2 separate regions of the Mus musculus genome follow, and region 2 is linked to region 1. Evidence: chromatin contacts called from ENCODE Hi-C data. All regions are on one chromosome and are shown on one strand. Each heading gives the region's core, a stretch centred on a gene start or an enhancer-like site at or near the end of the contact. The rest is flanking DNA. Distances are from core to core; before and after follow the strand shown. Region 1 overlaps Ank (progressive ankylosis). Region 2 overlaps Ank (progressive ankylosis).

Evidence for each region. A loop is a pair of places that touch in the nucleus more often than their neighbours do.
Region 2: a map of regulatory T cell shows a loop between it and region 1 (2.0-fold over the local background). The contact joins two enhancer-like sites. A Hi-C loop is called at or near these places in 5 of 37 maps with a recorded cell type or tissue (gastrocnemius, left cerebral cortex and regulatory T cell).

The regions. Positions count from the first base shown.
Region 1 is chr15:27,486,485-27,491,662 of GRCm38, reverse strand. All of the region lies in intron 1 of Ank (progressive ankylosis), which reads right to left. Among named protein-coding and RNA genes, the nearest start is that of Ank, 22 kb to the right of the region's middle. Within about 2 kb of position 3,400, at least 3 of the 3 ENCODE cell types and tissues checked have a DNase peak (open chromatin) inside an H3K27ac peak, as active enhancers do; they include left cerebral cortex, where a contact is called at or near this core.
Region 2 is chr15:27,558,202-27,563,710 of GRCm38, reverse strand. It overlaps Ank (progressive ankylosis), which reads right to left. Exons shown (of 12, transcript NM_020332.4): 5 at 817-987. Among named protein-coding and RNA genes, the nearest start is that of Mir7117, 11 kb to the left of the region's middle. Within about 2 kb of position 4,086, at least 1 of the 3 ENCODE cell types and tissues checked has a DNase peak (open chromatin) inside an H3K27ac peak, as active enhancers do; it is left cerebral cortex, where a contact is called at or near this core.

The DNA of each region.
Region 1 (5,178 bases), core at 2,151-4,650:
GGGGCAATGAGAACTTCACAAGAGGTGGTTTGGTAGATATGGAACTGCTGGTTGCTCTGGGGCAGATAGCTGCCTCAAAGGAGAGCCTGGGCAGAGCCTTTGGGGTTCTTATTTTATATGATGCACAAGACAGCAACGGGTGCACACCTCTCAAACAACTCAGGGGATGGCCAAATACAGAGGACAGTCAGAAGATCGCCTGAGCATAGAAGCAAGAAACTTCTGTGCCCTGCTCCACAGTCTTCTGCTTACCTCAAGGGATCCTGGCTCTTGGCTGATTCTTCAGGCTACCATTAAAGAAAGATTACATAAGAAGCAGTAACAACAGGGAGTGGTGACCCACACCTTAAAGCCAGCACTAGGGCGGGTGGGAGCAAAAATGCCAGGACTTTAAGGTTTGCCTGGATCTGTAAGTAGGATCTACATACAGATCCTACATAAGGATCTTACGTAAGATCCTTCTCTCCCCAAATAAACAAAAAGTAACAGAGAGCTCTCGGGATGAGGAGGGCAGCAGATCTTTGTGAGCCTGAGGCCAACATGGCCTACAGAGTTCCCGTTCAGCCACAGCGATAGAATGAGACCCAGTGTGGAAAACAAAGCCAAGAAAACAAAATCCCACCAAAGAAACCCACAAAGAGGAATAAAGGCGTAGCAAGGGTAAACTAAGGGTTACGATAACGAAACACCAACAGCCAACCCACAAGACAGTGCGGCTGTGTCTTGTACTTAAGGAATGCAAGCACAGCACGAACTCTTTAAGACACAGGGATGTGACCGCTCAGGATGGACAGCATGCTTTCTTCTTTCCTTTGTCCTCTAAATCTAAGACGAGATGGAGGGGAGGAGTAGAGTGTACTTGAGTCACCCACAAGACCTCCCCTGGAGTCAAGCTCTCACTCCCTGGGAGCACAGCAGCGACTTGGCTGCAGACTCAGAGAATGGCTTTGCTATTCGGCAGCCATAATCTGCCTCACACTGCAAAGCAGCCATTGCCCTCATTCCTCTGAATTCAGGGGTAGCCTAAAGTCTTCTTAAATTGTAAACACATCCTGGTTGGCAACCTTCGGAAACTCTGAGCCTTCTGCCCCTTCCCAGCAGCCGTTCAACAATAAGCAAACAGGCTTGCCTATTTTCAAATGCAGAACAACTACACCCCACTTGCCAGGCTTCTGAGTTTAACTTTCTGACGGAAGGTGAGTTTCCAGCGATGTACGGGACTTCAGAGCTTCCCCCCTCAGTTTCTTGGCTACCAGCTTAAAAGAAGCAAAGTTCAGCTCAGGAGTCTTTCTTATCCAGGAAGACGACTGCACTTTCCAGATCCATTGCAGCTCCACAGGCCGCAGCCTGGATCACTGGAGAAGCAGCCATCTGTCTTGAATACAGCTCAGGGATCCTGAGAATCCGGAGAGCTCCAAGGCAACCTCCGATCGCCTCCATTTCCAATCGCATCTAGACACAGGTGGTGGCTTACAGATGTGTCCTCTCTGCCATTTGTTTCATGTGGCAGAGGACCTTGCTGGTTCACACATGCCTTGGACGACTTCAGGGATTTTTTCATGTTTGAGTCTGAAAGCTGTACCACTTCACTTCCTAACGCCTTTGTAAGGTGGGTCAAGCTCTCTGCCTTCGCCTCAGACAGCTGTGTTTCTGGAAACATCTTCCAGGGAAGACGGGAGCCATAGTGTTTGGAACTATTTTCTCCTTAAAACTACTCCCCCCAGGAGGAGGAAATTCTCACCCATCTATTGTATTGGTAACTTCTTCACGCAGTTCTACTCCTGTTTACTTAAGTGGGCGAGGAGGGAAAGGAGAATGGAGGGCAGCCAATAAAGAAAGCGGGTGTTGATCTAGACCTTCATTTAATTAGCAGATGTGGAAGACTTTAGCTGAGATGAGGAAATGGGGCTAAGGCTTCTTCCATCTCCTTGTACCTGAAACTCCACTGTACTGAGGGGCGAAGTTGCCATTGCTGGCCACAGTCTGGTTTGATGTGTTTGAAAGAAGGGTCTCTGTACTTAGCTTTATGTGCCCTAGAAGTCACTAAGTGCACCGTGCTGTTCTCGAACTCAGCGATCTACTGTCTCTGCCTCCTGGGTGCTGGGATTAAAGACCTGTGCCACAGAACCTGGCTGTCTGGCTCACTGTAAACACTAAGAAAGACTGTGAAGAGAAGGCAGTGCAAAGAGAACCAGAAGGAAGATAGTTATTTTAAAAGTTTAAAGTCTGTCACACAAATGTCTAGGAATACTACTCCCAGCTGGGCCTGTTGGTTTTCTCCTGTGATTCCACAACTTGGGATTGCAGAATGGGGAAGAGTGGAGTTATCCAGGGCTATATAAGATGTCTCAAAAACAAAAGACACACACACACACAATCACTCCTATGAGTCAAGTGTGTCAGACAGTATTTCTAAGTGTGTGTGAATTTCCTATCACTCTCTATATAGAACGGAAGGGACGCAGGAACATCTAGAGCCCACTCCTCAGGCACACGTGGGGAGCACAACCTGTGGAGAACAGGCCGAGACACACGGACCTGGGAGCTTGCCTAATAGTCAGTTGTATGTGACTTTTATCCCATCACTTATAAAAGGATTTCTCCCTTCTTCTCTTCTTCCACCCTCCCTCCCTCGCTCTCTCCCTCCCTCCCTTTCTTCTTTGCTGGAGAATGAGCCTAGGGCCTATGCATTTCACTGCTGGGTAGTATCTGCAGCCTTGCTATTGTTTCCTGTGTGGGTAAAGGGATGGTAGCTCAAGAGTAAACAGAAAGACTTAGGTAGTCAACTGATACTGTTTGGGGTCATTTCTACCAAAAACGTATCATTCAACACCAACCAAGTACTAACACAAAGTGCACAAGAGCGGGTATGCACGCGTGCACACACATGCACATGCACACGCAGACACACACTCCTGACACCTAATGAGAAGAACTGCTAAGCATGAAGGGAAAGCCGTTGGCTCTGGCCATCGTCTTACAGGCTGTCTTATGATCAGCCCCTTTTCCTCAGCACTGTGCAATTTGCCAGGAGAGGGAGGAAGCCAGTTACCCACTCAATGCAGAGCTCCCATCACACTGAGGAAGGGAAGTAAGCCACCAAATGAATGAATAGGTAGATAGTAACAAAATCGTGGGGAAGATAAGGAAAGAGAAGGCCCTGGCTGGTTCTAACAAAGACTCCTTTGTAGAGGAGGCCAGTGATGTGCAGCTGATGCAGGGCTGCTGAAGAAAGTGACTACCCTTGGGCCCTTAGGGACCTGCCACCTACCTAAAGGCAGGGAGCTTGCTCACAGAACCACAAGGCGAAGAAAGATCAGACAAAGGCAGGCACGGAAGGCTTCCAGGGTCCTCCTGTGATCTGGCTCAGAGCAGGTCCGTGCCTTCAGATCCTAACAACTGCTGTGGGCGTGGCGGGGAGTCACAAGCTGCCGATGCCCAGGCTTCCAAAGCACGGTGGGGCTGGAAGAGTCTGCTTGCTCTGGAGCCAGCCTCCCTGACAATCTTAGGATAAAGAGATTTTTCTCCTACTCAATATGGAACAAACATATGCTTGCAGACAACCACCGTTCACGCACTACGAGACTCTAGGAAATTGACAGTAGAAAACCCAGTGAGGGTTCTTATTCAATTTTTAGGCTTATCACTGCATTCTAGAAAGGAGGAAATCTTCATCGCTATTGCACCTTTTTTTTTTCTTCTTCAATAAGCTGTAATAGTTACCAAGCATGGACTGAATGTATTCTGAAGAAGACCGAGTTACAAATGACTTCCAGTCTGTTAAAAGATGGCTGGTTACATTGACCTCCCCCCACCCCCCGCCTCTCTCCAGAAGGCCAGAGCACAAACCCTGACACCATCAAACAGGAGAAGGAGAGAGAAAGGTGTTTTCATGCCACTGTGTTGTCTACTCCCAGGAAAAACAGCAGCACATACATAAGATTATTCCTCACTCTGGGAAACCACGAAGATATGCAACTGTGTGGAATTGAGAACCACTGTAAGGCTGACCCACTGTCCCATCTCCCAGAAGGTTACAGGATCAGTTTAGAAGTCTCACTATCACCTTCAGGGCAAATCCACACTTCACTTTCTAAGGTCTCGGTTTTACACCGCATTCCTTGTTTAACATTATCTAGCCTATTTCAACCAGTGTGTAAATATTTTAGTTTGGGGCTGATGGCGACCTCAAAAGAAAACCACCAAAATGCTGCCAAGGTTGTGTAACCAATGGCTTAATAATCTCCGTAAGGAAACATTTGCTCTTAAAGCACTAATGAGGGAGGGAGGGAGGGGAGCTTTCGTTTACAAAACAGATCTGTATATTTAAACACACCACACTTATTTCTGCACCCCACCCCCACCAGACATGCACCTGCGCCCTGGTGGCAGCCTAGCATATCAGATTTCTGTTCTGTGGGATCGGATCCTCACCACACAGGTGAGCCCCAGATACATTTCTCTTTCGTTGCCTCGTAGAAAGCTGGGGGGAGGGGGCGGGGAGGAGGGCACTCTGGTTCTATTTCTGACCACGCTCTTTCTCTTTGTGTAATGGTGAGAAAATAGAATCCTCACACCAAAAGGATTATGTCCCTCCAGTGTCACCCCCACACACAGATTGTCCCCAAACGACCACTGTTCACACTGCCTGCACAAAAAGCGACTGCTATTTATTAAGGCACTTCCTAGCTATGGGAGAGGGAAGCTCCAAGAAGGGCTCCTGATTGTAAGCCTTCTCTATATCCTTTACCACCTCCTACCTGGCTTCCCTGCGATGGACCCTCTGGGACTGAAACCTGTGCCTGCTGACTCTGTTCCCTCAAGAGAAACTGCCTCTTAAAGAACAGGCTTTATCTCACTAGAAAAACCTTCTCCTCTGAACACAATAATAAAATTGTTTTCAAACCGAGTATGGTGTCCACACTGGTGATCGGCAATCTCAGAAGGCTGAGGCAAGCTTAAGGCCAACTGAGGCTACACAGTTAGACCCTGTGTGCTGTGTGCACGTTGCAGAATGGCTGCACAAAGCAGCCGGTTTCAGCAGACATTAGAAGCAGATGTGAGACCGACAAACAAGTCCCAGCCATCCCTCCGTGCTGGTATTATTTTGCTTATACCTCAAAGTATCCTCACCTTTCCTAGTGTACACCCTGAGCTTAATGCACACACCAGGGTTAC
Region 2 (5,509 bases), core at 2,837-5,336, 71 kb before region 1:
AGAGCTAGGTGGTAGGAGAAGTATGCGTGCACACAACTGCACATGACTCGTGATGGGAAAGCTCGGGCACTCCTAACTTGACTCTTAAGTGACCTTTAAGGCCCGAACTTCTCCAAAGAGGCTTCCTAGACCACATGGCCAGAGTGGGAGGCCCTTAGGTTTTTTGCAATGCGGATCCTGTTTTGAACTCATTTAGGTCTGTCCATCCCCCCACCCACCCCACCCCTACCTCTGCAATTGTTGCTCCTGTGTTGGCCTTACTTTCCTATTGAGTTAGAGGCCATGTCTTATGACTTCACGACACCCTATAGTACCTCAAGCTCTGCCATTGCATACACTAGCAAGATTTTGCTGAAAGGACCCAGATTACAGCTGTCTCTTGTGAGACCATGCCGGGGCCTAGCAAACACAGAAGTGGATGCTCACAGTCAGCTATTGGAGTGATCACAGGGCTGCCAATGGAGGAGCTAGAGAAAGTACCCAAGGAGCTAAAGGGATCTGCAACCCTATAGGTGGAACAACAATATGAACTAACCAGTACCCTGGAGCTCTTGACTCTAGCTGCATATGTATCAAAAGATGGCATAGTCGGCCATCACTGGAAAGAGAGGCACATTGGTCAGGCAAACTTTATATGCCCCAGTACAGGGGAACACCAGGGCCAAAAAAATGAGAATGGGTGGGTAGGGGAGTGGGGGGGAGGGTATGGGGGACTTTTGGGATAGCATTGGAAATGTAATTGAGGAAAATACGTAATAAAAAAAATTAAAAATTAAAAAAAATAAACCAGTCCAGAAAGTCAAACGGTGCACGCACCCCCAGCTCTGGGCCGCTCCTGTCGGGGATGATGTCGTGGATGTTCCTGTAGTAGCCCAGGCACAGTGTGGTGCAGCGCACAAGCGCACCCATGTACAGAGACAGGATGGGGATGAGCAGCGGTTCTCGGCATTCCAGGTGACTGTGAAGCAAAATGGCTACGAAAACAACCTGCGAGAGAGCAAACAGGGCAGGTCAGCAGAGTGAAAGCACGAGGTTCTCAGAGGTCAGGCCACCCTGCACCCAGAAACTGATGCAGAGAGCTAACTCCATTCTGATCTCCTGGGACCCAGATGCAAAGCCCCCGGGGTTGACTGGGGATCGCAGCCATGGTTCTGTTAGATCTACCATTAAGAGTCTTTTAAGGCAGTGGCACTTCTAGTTAAGATTTCTTACCAACTAAGAAATACCTAGAAACTTTGGCCTCTTAGCTTCCTCCCCACCGGAGGCTTTTTCCACACCAGAGGAAAAACCCAAGGCAGTCAGTGAAACACAAGGGGGGATGGGCAGGAACAATTATAGGATAAACACCCTTAAATGCCGTTCCAAACACCACTGGGAACGACGATGGAACAACCTGAATTAAAAGATACATAAAATACTAAGCAAGGAAAGTTATTAACGTATTAACTACATGTGACTACAATGCCTGCTTGTGGGTCCAGTTAGAGCCCTGGATGTCCTGTACTTGGAAGTAGCAGGCTTCATATTTACCATCCACAAAACTCCAAACCACAGTGGTGATGATATTCAGAGGTTGAAAATGGGTTGTGCGGTTGGTAGAAGTAAGTGACCGTAGTCAGAGGAGACTGAAGTCATGATGAAGTGTAAATCTCTCTCTTGGATGGCTCCGTCCTGAAAACGGAGTTTACAGTGCATCCTGCAGACGCCAGAAATGTGGCCAACTTCAACACTGCATCCTCAGAACATAGAGGAGCTCCATGGATACTCAGGTATGAGCAGGCAGCTGAGAGCATGGGCGACTTGGGCAGACACAAGCTGGGGAGGTGTTCACTGTCTCATTCACCCAGCGTCACCCACATTTGCCATGCCAAGAGGACATGCTGGGGTGTGATGGAAGTAAGGACCCCCATGGTGTCCCCATGCTGTTTTGAGATGGACCAAAGGCAGTGAGCTGAAAGATATGAAGACCAGCAAGAGGAAGCCTTGCTGGGACACAGTGAATGGATGCCTAACTACTTGCTTTGCTAACTAGACAGGCCTCCCTCGGATGCCCTTTTATGCATGCTTCAAGTAGGCTATCCATAGCAAGCTCTACATTTTTGCCATCCACATAAAGTGCTCTGTAAACCCTAGTGGTGGTGTGTAGAGCCTGAAACCTGATTGCATGGGGGGAGAATGCAGAACTCAGCATGTCCTCCAATCCTTAGCTGTCAGAACAGAAACCTGAGGAGCAGGGCTGTGGAGGAGGGCCTGGACCAGAGGGAGAGATGCACCAGAGAGGAGTAAGCATGTGGGGGTGACTAGAGAGCAGCAGCCCCATGCACCACAAGGGTGACAGGTGAATGTGGTCCAGTGGAGCTCCCAAGGCCAAGGTGAAGCTGCTATATCAGCCTCCCTCTGAAACTGTAACAGACTGAAGCATGCAGCCCAGCACCAGCCTCAAGCCTTATCTCTTCATGGAGGACCACACCATTTACCAACTCAAATAACACCTGTGTACTCTGCATTCTAGTCCCGAACCAAAAGCGTGTCCCATTATGCTCAGGAGGAACCTGCCGTGTTAATGGTGAGGATACTCTTCCCAGTGAAATCGTGTTCTGGCCCCAGGCTAGCCCCGGTACTCAGTGAGAGAGAGAGAGAGAGAGAGAGAGAGAGAGAGAGAGAGAGAGAGAGAGAGAGTGAGTCAGTCCCAGAGTGACTTCACAGGGCTGACAGGGAGGGGAAGGCAGACCTGTGCAGGAGACACGCTGAAAAGGAAGTAGGGAAAAATGGGGGCAGCGAGGGGAAACCGTCCTTCCAAGAAGTGGCTGTGTGATAATAAAGAGAAAGACAGAATGCAGCTCAAGAGATACACGGGGCTCCAGAGAAAGCTGCTTGCTGCCCTTGTGTTTTCTGGGTATGTGGATGTGTCCAGACAATCGTCCAAGGGGACAGAGGGTCACTGAGAACTAACTAATAACGCTCCTGAGAAAGCAGCTGAGGTGCAGGTAGAGAGGGCAGCCTTGAAAGACCTCACCTCTCCGAATGAGGGGACATGGAGGCTGGAGGTTTAAGTTTGCGGGACAGTGGCCACAAGAAAAGAATGTGGTCGCTTCAGTTTCCTCTGTGAAGTGGGAACCGAGGTCATCCCGTGGGAAGTGTACCGCAGCTCCCCAGGGTCAGCTCAAGTCACCGAGCCCGTACACTTTGCAGCCAGAGCAGGTACAAGGGTCAGACAAGGTTAGGGTGTTGCCAAAGGCTATGCTGAAAGCCAGCTATGCTGAGAGGTTCTCAGATGGCCTCAGAAGGCAAGAGTGAGCTTCAGCAGAGGGTGGGGGGTACCAGGAAGGACAAACCGCTTCAGGAGAACTCTCACTTCGATGCTGAACGAGCAAAGAAAACCTGGGTGGTCATGGAAAAAAACAAACCAGTAGCATTTTCATCAAGTCCCTGGCATTGTCACTGACTGGGACAGCTGGCACGAGAGTCCCGTGTGGAGGTGGAGAGCAGATCACGTGCCTCAACTTGTACAATTGGGTGGACCCATCAACTCTGGGGCAATTTTTGTTTTTGTTTTTTTTAATATTGGGAGTTGCTAGTAGAGTTCTTAATATTATTCAGCAGTTTTCTCACTGATTTATTTTCTCACTCGTTCACTCGTACTATGAAGGATCCTGGGAAGAGCTGTTCCTTCCATGGAAGCTTCTGCAAGTCTGACTAGTCAGTGAGATATGGAGAAGATGAACGACCACAGACCCGGGGCCTAATTACAATTTATCCAGGGCCACCTTTAGCCTTGTAATAGCCATTCCGTGTCTGCCTCTCTCTGGTCCTGATGTCCTGACACTAACAGATAAAACCATTTGGAATGTATTAAAACAAACAAACAAACAAAACACCACTAACTAGGGCATCGACGGCTTGTAGCTGAGTCCCCCACTTCGCTTTGCTGCTACCTGACTGCACACCTGTTCCCACCAATGCATTTAGAAAGCATCTTGGTTTATGATCTTCTCTGTTCTGTTACTATAAAAACATCTTCAAACTAGTACCACACCCGGCATGGAATTTAGGGTAACCTAAATCTGTATTCCTCCACCATGGTGGCCCATATTTAGCTTCAGAATAAACTATCTCTAGCCCTTTGGGGATGAGAGTTGTGTTTTTGCATTGGCAGCGGCAAGGTAGATAGTTCAAAGTGCTTTGCATCTGGCCTGTTTACAAACGATCAGATTAGTTTCCAGGGACGTTTTCTGGTAATGAGCCGAGATAAGCATGTTGGGGTGGGGGACTGGGAATGGGGGGCAGAAGAGAAGACTTACGAATGAAAATTATATTTATTCTCCCAAACAAACTGTGGCAGGAACGCAAACAACAAGGTTTAAAATAACTACCAGGAACAGCCCGGGGCCAGACAGCATCTGAACCTCCTTCCCTTCCCCTAACCAGACTGTTGTTTCCAATAAGCAGGGGCCAGGATCAAGTTGGAAATGAAGGAGGAAAACGACTGTAGGCGTGGGGTAAAGTCTTTTCCATAAGCAAGTGTTTTTGTTTTCCTGTTCCTGGATGCTTACTATATTTATCTCAGGCAGAGCTAAATTCCTCTCCCCCACTTTTGGCTTTCTTTTGTCTTTGCGCCTTTGAAATAATACACATCTACACACTCCCGCTGAACGGCTGCTGCTGTTTGAAAGGCGAGCCGTTTCTCTCACTTCAAATTAAATAACGAGTGGGTAAGACGGCTTAGTCCAGCTCTCAGAGGATGCTGAGAGCAACACTGGGACAAATCTCTAATAGCTGTACAGGAAAATTAACAAGATATATCAAAGAATGATGCTAGCTGGTGTTCGGGCGCACACCCCCACATATGTTAGCAGGAATCATTTTCAATTACTTTTCCTAGTGATCTATGGAGTAAATGCAATTAATTTGGAAATTTAATTCTCCGTCCTTAGGGAGGCAGACCTAGCAGTTTAACCAGATGATTTCCAAGCAGTGGCTTATAGGTGGGGTGTACGGCCGAGAGGAATGCAGGCACTGCCTTCCAGTAGGCGGAATGGGGGATGAGATGATAGCCTAACCCTCCCTCCAGACACACATTATTCTCAAGCCCCACCCCACCTGCATAGCTGAGCTGTGCTCATACTGATACATTGTAGGGCTTGCATCCTCTTCCCAGAGATGTAAGAAAGCCGGGGCTAGTGTCAGCCCTGAGGGCTGGGACAGTGACGGGTAACACGAGCCTTCCTCTCAGACAAGTGGTCAGACAGTGGAATCAACTTCCGGCTTCATTTTTAAAAAACGTGGACATGCTGGCTAGTTTTATGTCAACCTCAACACAAGCTAAAGTCATCTGAGAAGAGGGAACGTCAATTAAGAAAATCCCCGCATAACATCTGGTCTGCAGGCAAGCCTACAGAGCATTTTCTTGGTGTTTGATGGGGAGGGCCTAGCTTATTGTGAAGGGTACCACCCCTGGGCTGATGGTCCTGAGTTCTACAAGAAAGCAGGCTGAGCAAGCCATGATGAA